2 separate regions of the Homo sapiens genome follow, and region 1 is linked to region 2. A link is a contact called in ENCODE Hi-C or POLR2A ChIA-PET data. All regions are on one chromosome and are shown on one strand. The core of a region is the stretch at or near the end of the contact, and the rest is flanking DNA. Distances in the headings are between cores, read along the strand shown.

What was found. Hi-C counts contacts between places; a loop is a spot of excess contacts on that map. ChIA-PET counts read pairs that join two places held with the same protein, here RNA polymerase II (POLR2A). Pooled maps may share reads with other maps.
Region 1: a pooled map shows a loop between it and region 2 (5-fold over the local background). The contact joins the enhancer-like site here to the promoter of GPR153 in region 2. A Hi-C loop is called at or near these places in 1 of 168 maps with a recorded cell type or tissue (HAP-1) and 5 of 50 pooled maps. POLR2A ChIA-PET finds 5 or more read pairs at or near these places in 4 of 52 experiments (A673, BJ, WTC11 and 1 more).

What each region holds. Positions count from the first base shown.
Region 1 is chr1:6,454,754-6,461,809 of GRCh38, forward strand. It overlaps ESPN (espin), which reads left to right. Exons shown (of 13, transcript NM_031475.3): 11 at 2,431-2,510; 12 at 2,608-2,619; 13 at 5,246-6,191. The coding sequence ends at 5,393. It overlaps TNFRSF25 (TNF receptor superfamily member 25), which reads right to left. Exons shown (of 10, transcript NM_003790.3): 10 at 6,033-7,009. The coding sequence ends at 6,681. Among named protein-coding and RNA genes, the nearest start is that of TNFRSF25, 7.9 kb to the right of the region's middle. RefSeq lists silencers at 4,087-4,293, 5,615-5,674. Within about 2 kb of position 5,723, at least 5 of the 41 ENCODE cell types and tissues checked have a DNase peak (open chromatin) inside an H3K27ac peak, as active enhancers do.
Region 2 is chr1:6,255,997-6,263,013 of GRCh38, forward strand. It overlaps GPR153 (G protein-coupled receptor 153), which reads right to left and starts at 5,102. Exons shown (of 6, transcript NM_207370.4): 1 at 4,829-5,102. RefSeq lists silencers at 4,132-4,321, 4,492-4,651, 4,672-4,841, 5,022-5,341.

The DNA.
Region 1 (7,056 bases), core at 4,473-6,972, 200 kb after region 2:
GAACATGGCCACGCTGCTGGCTGCGCTGGGCGGCCGGCCTGCGCACCTGGCGGAGCTGCTGACCGCTGACACGGGCCAGCCGCTGGCGCCGCTGCCCGACGCGCCCTGGCTGCCCGGGCCGCTCTGCCTGGGTCGCTCGCACTCGCTCAGCTGGTGCCGCGAGGCTGTGGCGCGCGAGATCCTCGAGTGCGGCGTCTCCGTGCAGCATCTCCGCGCCACCTACGAGCTGCGCGCACGGGGCGCGGCGCCCGCGCGCTGTCCGCGCCGCAAGCCCCCGCAGTCCGCTGGCGCCCCGGGCCGGGAGCCCATCTTGGAGGAGGACTACGTGGCGGCCCGCTCTGGCCAGCCCAGCGCCGCCGCCGCCCACGGCCCGCTGGTCGACTGGGAGCCCCTGGGCACCCTGGGCCCGCCCGAGGTACAGGATCGCCAGGCGGCGCTGCCTGAGCCCGAGCAGCTGGCGCGCCGGCCGCCCCTCTGCACGAAGCTGCGCGGCGTCCAGGACTACCTCGACCTGCGCAAGGAGCGCATCGTTTACCTCTTCCTGGAGCACTGGCGCCGCTGGGCCTGCCGCGGACCAGGCCGCCGCGCCCAGGCGCGCCTACGCGGACTGCTGCCCCGCGTGGCGGCTGCCGGTGCTGGCCCGGGGCTGGAGGCCACGGACGCCCCCCGGCTGCCGGCGAGCAACAGCGAGGCCCACAGCCCCGACGAACGGCTGCGGCAGCTGCTGAGGCAGCGGCAGGCGGTGGGCAAGCTGCTGGGCCACTGGCGGAGCCTGCTGCGTCGCGTGCCGGCAAGCCCGGGCCTGGCGCACGGCCTGTATTGGCCCCAGCACTTCCTGCCGCCCCTGGACGGCGGCGCACCCCCGCACTACGACAGCCTCACGCTCGACCTCTTCATGCTCGGCTACTTCCAGCTACTCGAGATGGGCCTGAGCCGCGAGGAGCGCAAGTTCCGCCACCTACTGTGCTACGAGATGTTCGACCGACTGGGCAGCCACCCGTGGGAGCGCATCCGCCTCTTCCACCGCGTGGTGCTGGAGGAGGTGGAGGCCGGCCGGCGCGGCTGGAGCGACGGCTTCGAGGACCTCAGGCACCGGTTCTTCGGAAACGGCCTGGAGGCTGAGCCGGCCCCCGAAGAACAGGCGAAGGAAAAGGAAGAGGAGGGGAAAGAACAGGAGCGGACCGAAGAGGCTGCTCCATTTCAGACGGGGGACCCGCCTGAGGGGCAGCCCGAGGCCCTGGCCCCTGCGCCGCAGCCGCCGCCGCCGCCCCCGCCCGCCGCGCCTCCCCCGACCTCAGACTCTCCTGGTTCCGAAGCCCCCGCCGAAGACCCCTTGGAACTGGTGTCTGAGATGGGCGAGTTCAGCAACGAGGACATCTGCCGCTACATCGACCGCAGCTTCTCCTTCTGGAAAGAGAAGGAGGCAGAGCTGTTTGACATCTGAGCAGCGGAATTCGGAATTCTCAGTTCACCCTCGAGCGTCTTAACGTGGGCCTGGACGCCTGTCTGACGCCCTCCAGAGGCTGGAAGCAGCAGGAAGAGCCCAGGACTGTGGCCTTGAGCAGCCCGGAGGGCCCAGGACCAGGCTGCCTCAGCCTCTGAGGTCCCATCGTGGCGGGCTGTGGGGCGTTGGTCGGATAGGCAGGGCAGGCACAGAACAGACCAGGTGTCCGCCTCTGGCCCCGTGGCCTTGCTGAGCTCTGTGTGGAGCCAGGCAGCAGAAGAAGCCCCTCTGAGTGAGGGGCTGCGGCTCCTCCTTGCGGCAGTGTGGCCTGCTCTTTGGTTTTCCACTGGAGTTCACAGCTACCTCCTTGGCTGAGGTCAAGGGTGCCACGTGTGCAGTGTTCTGTGTGAAGTGTGCCGTGTACAGACCCGTTCTCCTCTGTAACATTCAGGAAATAAAACTCTTTGCTGTAAACTGCCTGCGTTGGACACCACACCTGCCCCTGATGTCATTGTAGCCCCACGATTGTAGTGCCCGTATCCACTCTATTGGGAAGATGGCAACCATGGGGTGAAGGTCCTTCACAGGGGAGCCAGGGGCAGCCTGAGTCTCCCTGAGCCAAGAGGCTGGGTGGGGGCTGGCTGGCATCTGCGTCTGCCCAGAGGTCTTGGGCCTGTGGCCATTGGCCACCTGCCTCTGCGGGGAATCAGGCTCAGGACCTCTGGGTCCCAGCTACTTGTTCTCTGCTTCTGTCCCATTCAGCTCTGATCTCTCTGGTGCCTCCTGTAGGACATGAGGGTCTGGGTTACTAGGGGAAAGGAGGCCAGCTCTGAGGGGGTGTGACCAGGCACCTCCATCCACTTGTCACACAGATGTGCATCAAAAGGATGTCTTCCTGTGACCCTGACTCCTTCAGGTCCCGAGGTTGAGGGTGCCCCCTATCTCCCAGCCCCTGCAGGCCCTGAAGCTTTGTGGTTGTGTTTCAGGAGGAGGAGGAGGAGGCCCGGCTGGCCAGCATGCCCGCCTGGAGGCGGGACCTCCTGCGGAAGAAGCTGGAAGAAGAGAGGTGAGCTGGGGGTCAGGCAGAGGCTGGCCTGGCAGGGTGTCTTGACTGCGTCCCTGAGGTGGAGGTACCAAGTGACACTGTCTCTTTTTCCTTCCAGGGAGCAGAAGCGGTGAGTGCAGGGCTGGCCCCAACCTGCCACCCTTATCCCCACCCAAGTCGCAGAGGGTCGTCCCTTCATCCAGGCCAATTTGAGTACATCCTCCTGTCTCTTGGCCCTTGTAGCACAGCCTCCTTCCTCCCTATAATACCCCAGAATCTCTCTCTCATGCTCTAATAACTTTGTTCCCGGTTACTCAGTCCCTGCCTCCTATTAACCTGGCCTTTTCTACCCTTCAGTTAACCTAACCCCACTATCAATCACCTTGATTGTCTGGCCCTCAGAATGTACTTTCTGCCCCTAGTCATCTCACCCAGCCCAGTGCTGGCCAATAGAAATGTAATGAGAGCCACAGATGTAATTTAAAATTTTCTAGTAGCCACAGTGAAAATGTAGAAGGATATAGGTGAGCTTCATTTTAGTACTGTTTTATTTGGCACAAAATATCAAAAATATTATTTCAACACATAATCAATTATGAAAATTATTAATGAGATGTTTTATACTCCTCTTGTAAAAGTAAGTCTTTGGCCAGGCATGGTGGTTTACACATGTAATCCCAGCACTTTGAGAGGCCAAGGCAGGGGGACCACTTGAGCCCAGAAGTCTGAGACCAGCCTGGGCAATGCAGTGAGACCTCATTCTGCGAAAAAAAAAAAAAAAAAAAAATTTTTTTTTGAGATGGGGTTTCACTCTTGTCACCCAATCTGGAGTGCAGTGGCGATCTGGGCTCATGCAACCTCTGCCTCCTGGGTTCAAGTGATTCTCCTGCCTCAGCCTCCCAAGTAGCTGGGATTACAAGCGTGTGCCACCACACCCAGCTAATTTTGTATTTTTAGTAGAGATGGGGTTTCACCATGTTGGCCAAGCTGGTCTCAAACTCCTGACCTGAAGCGATCCACCCGCCTCGGCCTCCCAAAGTGCTGGGATTATAGGCATGAGCCACCAAGTCTGGCTTTTTTCTTTTTTTTTGAGACAGAGTTTTGCTCTTGTTGTCCAGGCTGGAGTACAGTGGCACAATCTTGGCTCACTGCAACCTCTACCTCCTGGGTTCAAGTGATTCTCCTGCCTCAGCCTCCCTGGTAGTTGGGATTACAGGCGCCCGCCACCACGCCCGGCTAATTTTTGTATTTTTAGTAGAGGCCGGGTTTTGCCATGTTGGTCAGGCTGGTCTCGAACTCCTGACCTCAGGTGATCCACCCGCCTCAGCCTCCCAAAGTGCTGGGATCACAGGCGTAAGCCTTCGCACCAGGCCTGCAAAAAAAATTTTTTTTAATTAGCTGCAGGGGGCTGGGCGCAGTGGCTCATACCTGTAATCCCAGCACTTTGGGAGGCTGAAGCGGGTGGATCACCTGAGGTCAGGAGTTCAAGACCAGCCTGGCCAACATGGTGAAACCCTGTCTCTACTAAAAATATAAAAATTAGGTGGTCGTGATGGCGCATGCCTGTAATCCCAGCTACTCGGGAGGCTGAGGCAGCAGAATCACTTGAATCTGGAAGGCGGAGGTTGCAGTGAGCCAGGATCACGCCGTTTTGTACTCTAGCCTGGGCAACAGAGTGAGACTCCATTTCAAAAAAAAAAAAAAATTAGCTGGGCGGGCTGGGCTCGGTGGCTCACGCCTGTAATCCCAGCACTTTGGGAGGCGGAGGCAGAATGATCACCTGAGGTCAGGAGTTCAAGACCAGCCTGACCAACATGGTGAAACCCCGTCTCTACTAAAAATACAAAAATTAGCTGGGCATGGTGGCACGCTCCTGTAATCCCAGCTACTCAGAAGGCTGAGGCAGGAAAATCACTTGAAACTGGGAGGTGGAGGTTGCAGTGAGCCGAGATCGTGCCACTGCACTCCAGCCTGGGTGACAGAGCGAGACTCTGTCTCAATTAAAAAAAAAAAAAATAGCTGGGCGTAGTGGCACACATCTGTGGTTCCAGCTACTTGGGAGGCTGAGGTGGGAGGATTACGTGAGCCCAGGAGGTCGAGGCTGCAGTGAGCCATGATCTCACCACTGCGCTCCACCCTGGCAACAGAGCGAGACCCTGACTCAAATAATAATAAAACTTAGTCTTTGAAATATCATGCACATTTTACACCTGCAATCCATCACAATTTAGACCAGCCACATTTCAAATGTTCAGCAGCCACATGTGCTTAGTGACTACTCTGTCAACAGGCAGATCTACCCTCTATGTTCTAATAACTTGTCTCTAATTCTCAGTCCCTCTCTCAATTATATGGTCTCTCTGCTCCCCAGCAGCCCCACCCCAGTCCTCAATACTTCATATTGACAGCTCCCCCACAACTCAAGTCCTGGTCCCAGTAATCTTGCTGCTGCACCCAGCAATACCACCTCCTCACATGGTGCCACACAGTGACCCAGCACCTCTGTTTCCAGTAAAACCCCAGCCCACAATAATCCAGCCTTAACCTCCCACTCACCCAGCTCCCCTGTGCTCCAGTAACCCCATTCTGCCCCCAATCTAGCCCCTCTGTCTTCAGCAACCGAGCCCCAGCCCTCAGTAACCCACCCCTTGCATGGGTGACCTGGCCTCTGCCTGGTGCCTGGCCCCACCCTTTCTGCCAGCCTGGGTATCTGGCCCCAGACTTCACCGGGTCTGCCCCCCTCCCCACTGCCTCAGGAAAGAGGAGGAGCGACAGAAGCAGGAGGAGCTGCGGCGGGAGAAGGAACAGTCAGAGAAGCTGCGGACGCTGGGCTACGATGAGAGCAAGCTGGCGCCCTGGCAGCGACAGGTCATCCTGAAGAAGGGGGACATCGCTAAGTACTAGAGGCCGCAGACTCCTGTCCGCAGCCTCGCAGCTCCGTGGGGCCCTCCGCCCCAGCCCCAGCCAGCCAGGCCCTGGTGGAAAGGCTGGGAGCCGCACAGCCCTCCCCTCCTGCGCTGGAAACCCTCCCTGACCCCCACCCTGGCCCCCCGTATCCCCAGCCCTTGGCAACACTGGAGTGCACACGCCGCCACGGTTGCCCAGAAAAAGTGCCCAAGCTGCTGACGCAAACAACAACAAATGCTGCTTATTTGCATGCCGACTTACATATATTTGCATGTTCGTTGACTATCAAAGAGTGCAGAGCTCTCCCCAGCCCCGTGGGTGGTGACTTTGTTTTCCTGCGGGGCTCAGCCCCCTCCAGGATGCAGCCCCCTCCCCCGCACCCCGGAACCGGCGTCGCTGGCGCATCCTGGGTGGAGGCAGGCCCCGAGCTCGGGGAAGGGGTTTTCCCTTCCTCTCTGACCCAGATCTGCGCGCGGCCTAGCCCGGGCCTCATTTCTTATCCCCGCCAAGGGTTTCCTCTCAGTCATTTGTTTACCAGAAACATGAAAACTGCCTGTCTGGCCGGGCCGCACTTGTGGCCCCCGGGACCCCACCTCTGGCCCCACCTCCCTCAAGTCTGCGCCCCGTCCCCAGCCAGACCCACTCGCTGCCGGGACCCTTTCACTGCCCCGGTGGAGTGAATAGAGGATGAGGGGCCCTGACCCTGTGTCTCCAACTGCTGCACCCCATCCCGACCCTGTCTCCGCCACCTCGCAGCCCCATTAAAGCGCTCTCATCTGGGCTCCGGTTCACTCACTCGCTGTGGCCGCGACTTGCTCTCTCCTTCTCGGGGTAATTGAGCCAGAGTGGACTCGGGAGGGGCAGGCTTGGGAGCTAAGGCCACACTGGACTCCACCATGGGTGCCAGATCCCGGGGTGACAAGATTCCCGTCCCCTTCGAATCCCTCGAGAAAAGTCCAGTCCACTTAACACCCCAGCCCCGCAGAAACGCCAAGAAGCCGTTTTTGTTTTGTTTTGTTTTCTTTCACAGATTTAATACCGCGATCTCAGCCAAACTCCGGCCGAGAAGTTGAGAAATGTCTTCACCCCCTCTCGACATTCGTTCGTGCTTCTTCGCCTTGGCTGGAGCGATAGGGGCGAGCAGGGGTGGGGCCGGCTGGTGCTGCTACGCAGGGCCGTGCCAGCGGCTTAATAAGTGACATAAAATGTCTACACGCATAAGTAACCGTACTTAGGGCTTCTGCAAGGGCCACCAGAGCGCCTAGGTGGCAAGTGGGCGCCGTGTCACGGGCCGCGCTGCAGGCGGCTGCGCAAGTCTTCCACGCAGCCGTCCAGCCCCATGCGCTCCAGGGCCGCGTAAACGGCTCCGAGGCCCGCGGGCTGCTGCTGGCGCCAGCGCTTGAGCATCTCGTACTGCTGGTCTCGGAAGCGGCCGATCTCCACCTCCACGGCTTCGATCTCTGCCTCGCGCAGCCCCAGCGTGCGCACGAACTCCTTCCAGCGCCGCGCTGGGACCGCGTCCATCACGTCGTAGAGCTGCGGGCCCGGCTGCAGCATCATGGCTGGCGAGCCGGCTGGGGACTCTGGCGAGAGTGTGGGCGCAGCAGCGGGGCCTGGGGCAGGGCCAGAGAGAGCCAATTGGGGTACGTGGGCCGCGGTC
Region 2 (7,017 bases), core at 3,852-6,351:
GTTGCCCAGGTTGGTCTCAAACTCCTGGCCTCAAGCAGTCTTCCCGCCTTGGTCTCCCAAAGTGTTGGGATTACAGGCGTGAGCCATAGTGCCTGGCCATGAAACATTTAAGAGGTGATTAGGCCATGGGTGGGTTTAATGTCTTTACAAAAGGGCTTCCAGGAGTGAGTTCTCTCTCAAGGAGCTTTCCCTCTTCTGCCATGTGAGCAACAGTGCTGTTCCCCTCCAGAGGACGCAGCATTCAAGGCACCATCTTTGAAGCACAGACCAGGCCTTGCCAGACACCAAACCTGCCAGCACCTTGATTTTGGATTTCTCAGCTTTTCTTTTTTGAAAAAAAAAATTTATATATGTGTGTATTTTTTAAATCTTTCTTTTCTTTTTTTTTTTTTTAGACAGAGTCTTGCTCTGTCGCCCAGGCTGGAGTGCAGTGGCACCACCTCAGCTCCTGCAACCTCCACCTCCCGGGTTCAAGCCATTCTTGTGCCTCAGCCCCGAGTGGCTGGGACTACATGCATACACCACCATGCTCGGCTAATTTTTTTGTATTTTTAGTAGTAACAGGGTTTAACCATGTTGGCCAGGCTGGTCCTAAACTCCTGACCTCAAGTGACCTGCCCACTTCAGCCTCCCAAAGTGCTGGGATTACAGGCATGAGCCGCCGTGCCTGGCCTTATTTTTATATTTTAGAGACAGAGTCTCACTATGTTGCCTGGGCTGGTCTCGAACTCCTGAGCTCAAGTGATCCTCCCATCTAAACCTCCTGAGTAGCTGGGATTACAGGGCAAGTGCTCCCACACCCGGCGAGACATAAATCTGTTCTTCATGAGTTACTGCGTCTTAAGTACTGTGTTACAACAGCACAAATGCCCTAAGGCGGGGAAGGCCCTGGCGCACCATGACCTATCTGGCCCTGGCTTACATCAGGCTGCACTCTCCTCTCCACGCCCCGGGAGGACCCTCCTGCCCATGTCCCTGACACCCAGGGGCTGTATACGGGGTGCCCAATAAGTGCGTATTCCCTCACTTCCGTCCACTCCTGGTCAAAGCTCAATATCTGGGCTCCCTTCCAGGTTACCTGCATCCTCAGGGAACCATCCAAGGTGGGCCCAGATGGGCACTCTTGCCCCGTGCATGACCTGGCACCATCCCAGAACAAGTCCTCTTGCCATCAAATGTTCCAGAATCCTCACACAGCCCATGCCAGAGCCCCCCACAGTGGACATCTCTGACGTACTTGCCTTAATTTATTTTACTTCATCAGGCCACGTAAGGACATGTCCCGGAAGACCACACCCCCTGAACCTCCATTTCCCTCTCCTGTTCCCCAAGTGACCTGTTGGGGAACGGAGATGGTCACCACCTTCCTGACCACCCTGAGAGGGGGCAGGCAGTCTGCTATGTCAGCCCCCAGCTGGTCTTCCAGAGCCAGGACCCCGCGCTGAGGTTAAAGCCCCCACACAGCAGCGGTGTGGCTGGGGCAAGGTCCCTGCACCTTCTCCTCTAAGAGACTGCCATGCTTCTTCCGCGGGGAGGCTGAGGTGGACAGGAGCCACATCTCTATAGCCCTGGGCCCAGGTCTGGCACACACTGGGTGCTCTGGGGTAGTGGCCAGTCTCATGCTCTGGTTGGCTTGGGCAGCAAGGGCCTGGAGACGGCCAGTAGACCAGACCAGAGCTTGACTCTGAAGTCAGAGGAAGTGCCGATGGCCTTTCCATGTGAGTCAGGGACATAGGATGCTGGGCAGCAGGCATGTGGCGGGGAGCGGGGAAGCACCCATCCTGCCAGAGGGCTGGGCAGCGAGTCCTTCCCTCACCCTTCCCAGCCTGGCAGCCCTCTGGCTGCAGCCCAGGCAGGCAGTGTGGGAGAAGCCCAGTACCAAGTGAAGGCCTACTTGTGCTCTGCTCACACTTAACTGGCCCTTCTTACCCAGGGGCCATTTAGCCTCATTTGCTCTCTTTCTCATGCCCCGGTCCTTATGGGCATCTATAGTACCAGATACGCCCCATGTCCCCCAGAGAGGAAGTATCTCCAGCTCAAGGTGGGGGGCCACTGCCGCCTTAGCCAAGGCCCCTGGCTCTCGGGCAGGGAAGGCAGCGATGCCCCAGCCAGCAGCTGGCAAGCCTCCTGCTTGTCTTGTCCAGAGTTCTTTCTTTTTTTTTGAGATGGAGTTTTACTCTTATTACCCAGGGTGGATCTCGGCTCACTGCAACCTCCGCCTCCTGGGTTCAAACAATTCTCCTGCCTCAGCCTCCCAAGTAGCTGGGATTACAGGTGCCCGCCACCACGCCCAGCTATTTTTTTGTATTTTTAGTAGAGACGAGGTTTCATCATGTTGGCCAGGCTGGTCTCGAACTCCTGACCTCAGGTGATCCACCCGCTTCGGCCTCCCGAAGTGCTGGGATTACAGGCATGAGCCACCGCGCCCAGCCTTGTGCTGTCTCTTATGGGCCAAGACACTGAGCTTGGAGGTGCCGGGGAGCCTCAGACCTGTGGGCAGATACATATTCACTGGGACCAGGACCTGGGGCAGAGTAGCCTCAGGAGTGAGGGGAGCACTGGGCCACCTCCAGCCTTTGGGGTGCCTGGCAGCCTTTTGGGGGTTCAGAGCAGACAGAGTGTGAGTAAGCGCTGTGAGCAAGAGGGCTGCAGACACCAGTGGTCTTTACGCTCTCAAATAGGAAAGTGGACTCAGCATGCACCTAGCAGGTCAGCATCTATTTCTACCTGCCCAAGGCAGCCTCGGCTGTGAGACTGGGAGGCCTTCCCTCAGATGCCCAACAAGCTCTGTCTAGCCCCGTGAACAAGCTCTGTCTAGCCCCGTGACCTTGGCCCCGCCCACCCTGTCCATGTGTTGATTACTGGTGCAGGGTGGTAAGGAAAGAGCCACAGGCTGCAACCAGCCCAGCCCTTCGCGGTGCCAGTTCTTCCTCTCGTCTAGCCTAATGCTGCATTACTGCTGGGAAAGGCTTTAGGTCTGAAGGCAGGGTGCAGTGGCTCATGCCTGTAATCCTAGCACTCGGGGAGGCCAAGGTGAGTGGATGGCTTGAGCCCGGGAGTTCGAGACCAGCTTGGGCAACATGGGGAAAACCCATCTGTACAACAAATAAAAAAATTGGCCAGGCGTAGTGGTGTGAGCCTATAGTCCCAGCTACTTGGAAGGCTGAGGTGTGAGGATCACCTGAGCCTGGGGAGGTCAAGGATACAGTGAGCCATGATTGTGCCACTGCACTCTAGCCTGAGCAACAGAGTGAGACCCTGTCTTAAAAAGAAAAAGGCTCTAGGTCTGTGGGCAGGGGCACGTGCATCCTCTTGCACACGGGCATGCTCCTCCAGTGAGTGCCCCCACAATTCATCCCCATTGTAAAGTTTGTCCAGCAGAAGCAGGGAGAGGTAAAGCTGTTTGCCCGGCCAGCACTTGCCTGAGCCAGGATCCAAACTCCACTTGCCTGACACCAAAGTCCTGGCCTCTCAAACCCTAAAATGTTGGGGAAAAGGGCATTTTTTTTTTTTTTGTCCCTAGAGCTGAGGTCTTTCTGAGCCTCAGGTCTGCAGGGCAGGTCTCACCGTCCCCACACTGCAGATGGGAACACTTCAGGCAGAAGCTCAGGGCAACACGGAGAGAATAGTGTCAGGGCTGGGTTTGGGGCCAGGCACTCCTGGGCACTGTAGTCTTGGCATGGGAGAGGAACGTCCTGGGGGACAGGGCGTGGACACCGGGTTCCAAGTGCAGAGTGACAGAGGACTGGTTGTGTGGGAACAAAGTGTCCCTCTGGCTCTGGGTCAGTGACCACAGATCCACGGATTGCACCCTTTCTGTTCATTCTTCATAGAATGGAGCGGCCACTAGGGCCAGACCCCAGGCTGGGCTCCCCACAGTGCCGACGGGACCCAGTCTCCTGCTGGGAAGTGTCTCCTGCAGGGCACTTAAAGCCCTGTCTTCTGCTGGGAAGTTTCTCCTGCAGGGCACTTAAAGCATTCCGCAGCATCTCAGGACCCGGCTTCCCACTTCCCCGCCCACTGCAGGGCCAACTGCAGGTGCAACTAGCCTGGGACCCACCCGGGCCATGAGGCCTCCCTCCGCAAGACATGCGGGCGGGGCCGGGGCGTGACGTCACAGCTCCGGGCCAATGAGGCCGCGCGGCCCCGAGGCCCCATTGCGCAACAAAGAGAACCCAGAACTTGAAAGGATTCCCCGGGCTCTGGCTGCGCCCCGGCTTCCGCCCCCACGCCGGTCTCCGCCCGCGCTGCAGCCGATGTGTTCCACGGGGCCCGGCCTGGCCGTCGCCCAGGGAGGGACGCGCAGCGCGAGGCCTGGACATCTCCGGCACGCCCCCCCCAGCCCCCGCCCCTACAGTCCCAACCCCCTGGGGCTCCGATCCCCCCCCCCCCCCGCAATCCCCGCTCCGACTCGCGTGCTCTCGCCTGCTGGTCCCCAGTGGGTGCCCCGAGTCCTGCCCCACCCCGAGGGCGCGTCCGAGCGACAGGCTGGGAAACCTGGCGGGACTGCGGCCCCCGGACCCCTCTGGGTTGCGCCGAGCAGGGGCGGGCTCAGGATCCCCAGACCGCGCCCCGCCCCCGTCCCCTGAGAAGCCCAGGGGGCGGCGCTGCTAGGCCCCGATGCAGGGGGACGGAGGGAGGGGCTGGCCCCAGGGAAGTTACCCCGAAGGTCCCCAAGTTGGGGGGGTGCCAGCGCTAAGCGCCGCTCGTGGGCCCTCGGACGGACCCCGCGACCGATAGGGCGCGGAAAGCCCCCTCCCTTCCCGCCGAGTCCTCCCGCCGGGGTCCTCCCGTCCGTCCGCCCTCGGGCCAGGGCGGCGACGCTCACCCTGCATTCGAGCGCCCGGGGCTCCGGCTCGCTGCTCCCGCCTCCGGCTCCGGCTGCGGTTCCCGCGCCCCCGGGCCGAGCGCAGGCCGCCGAGGGCCGCGGGGGTGGCTGGCGGCGGAGCGGCCCGCGGGCCGGGGCATGCTGGCGGCGGCCACCGGCGGCCGGCGCGCTCCGCTAGGTGGGCTCGGCCCCGCCGCCCCTCCCTCCCCTAGGCGCCGCCGCCGCCGCCGCGCTTCGCTCAGCTCCCGCCGCTCCGCTGCTGCGCCGGGCGGCCGGGGGCGGGGGGCGGAGCAGGGCGCATGTCTCCGCCGGGGCCTCCGCACCGCCCCTCGGCCCGCCCCGCCCCCGCCCGCTCAGAGGCGCGGCCGTCTGTCGGTCTGTCAGCCCGTCCGTCCTTCCGTCAGTCCGTCCGTACGCAGCCCACCCGTGTCCCCGCGTCCGCCCGCGGCCGGCCCGAGCCTCCCTGGGCTGGTGGCGCCTCCTGACAGCGCCGCGCCCCTGGCTCCCAGCTCGGCTCGGTGCACACTCCGGACGCCGCCTTCGGACGCCGGGGCAAGACCCAGGCCCGGAGCTCTGGGGGCCCGGGGGCCAGAGGGAGCTGGGGCAGGAATGGACACTGAGAACCTGGGGCCAGGGCTGGGGCTCAGGGAGACCTTCCTGGAGGAAGCCGCATCTAAGATGAACAATCGGGGCGGGGCGTGGAGAGGACAAGGGACGCATGGCCAGCGGCTTCTAGGAACCGGGAATCCAGTCTGAAGCAGGGGCAGCGAGGGGCAAGGTTGGGCCAGTTACGGATTCACGCTGCTCCCCGGGCCTGGGGGGTCCACTGAGGGAATAAAGTGCACGGGCCACCGGGCTGCCGAGTGGTCCCCGCCACCCCCACAGGCTCAGAAATTGTTCTCTCTGAAACTCTGAGCACCACCGCCCAGCCGGGAGAGGCCAGGGTCTGCAGCCCAGCGCCTGAAGCCTTCTCCTACTCCCCTCCTCCCCTCCTCCCATTCTTCCCGCCCCTCCGCCCCTCCCTCCCAAGCCCTCATGCTATCACCACTCCTCATAGAGCACAGGCTGTCACCCACAGACTGACAGCCTCAGCTGGCCCCATGCAGGCGGAAAGCCTCCTGCTTCTTGATGGGGGCCCTGGAGAGGACGCCTCCTGAGGATCGTGCCTGTCTTTTCTAGAAAGCACCTGACCACACACACAATGGGCACAAGGCCTCTGGGGCTGCCTGGCATAGTGTCCTTCCGTGCCTCTGGGACACATCCATGACTAGGCACCCCTGTGTCTGGAGGAAACTAGGCACCCGACCAGGAGGAGACCCAAACCAATTGCAGCCAAAACGGATGCTTGGAGCTTGCCCAGTCCGGGCAGGGCTGCTCCACAGCCTGCACCTGCCTAAACCGTCCCCACACCCCAGGTCCCTGAGCAGCTTTTAGGGGGCCCAGGATGGGTCTTAGGGTCCGTCCCATGAGACAAAAAGAGGAGTGTCTGTAGAGAAAGGCCCCGCAATAACGTGTGGGGCTGAGCAAGGGGGAATCTGGGGCCATGCACACCTATACTCCCTGTGGTTTCTCGGGCAGCCAGGGCCCTCAGTGTCCCCAGTGAGCCCTCTGTGGACAGGTTGGCTCCCCCTCCAGGTGGTCCTGGTTATAAATAGGCCACCAGCAGTGGGAGGCTGGCACAGGGCAGCTGTAATCAAGGGTGGTGTTTCTAAGTGTCTCGCCTGTGACTCGGGGTGAAACGGTAGAAACGCCACACTTAATTACATGGCCACCGAGAGCCATGCCGCTTAGAAACACCACGGTTAAGATTGCACACACAGCCATGGAGAGCCATGCCTCTGTCTGGGCCTGGCTCCCCTCTGCCAGCCCAGCTGACCCACTGCCTGGACCAGTGCCTCTGCCCGGCCTCAGCTGGCTCTAGGGCAGGTGGGAGATGGCCTCTGATGGCCGCCCCGGGGCCCTGGCTTATTTCGTGCTGTGCTGGGTTCTGCTGCAAAGTGCCCGGTGCCCCTGGGAGGCGGTTTTCAGGTGCCTGGTTTGCCCAAAGCCACACGGATGAGTGGCTGAGCCAGGACTGAACTAGGGAGTCTGATGCGGGGCCCAACTTCAAGTGAAGGGTGTGGGTGCTTTGGGGAACTGGTCCCCTCAGTGAGCCCCTGGGCTCAGGCACTGCTGTGGCCAGCCCTGGG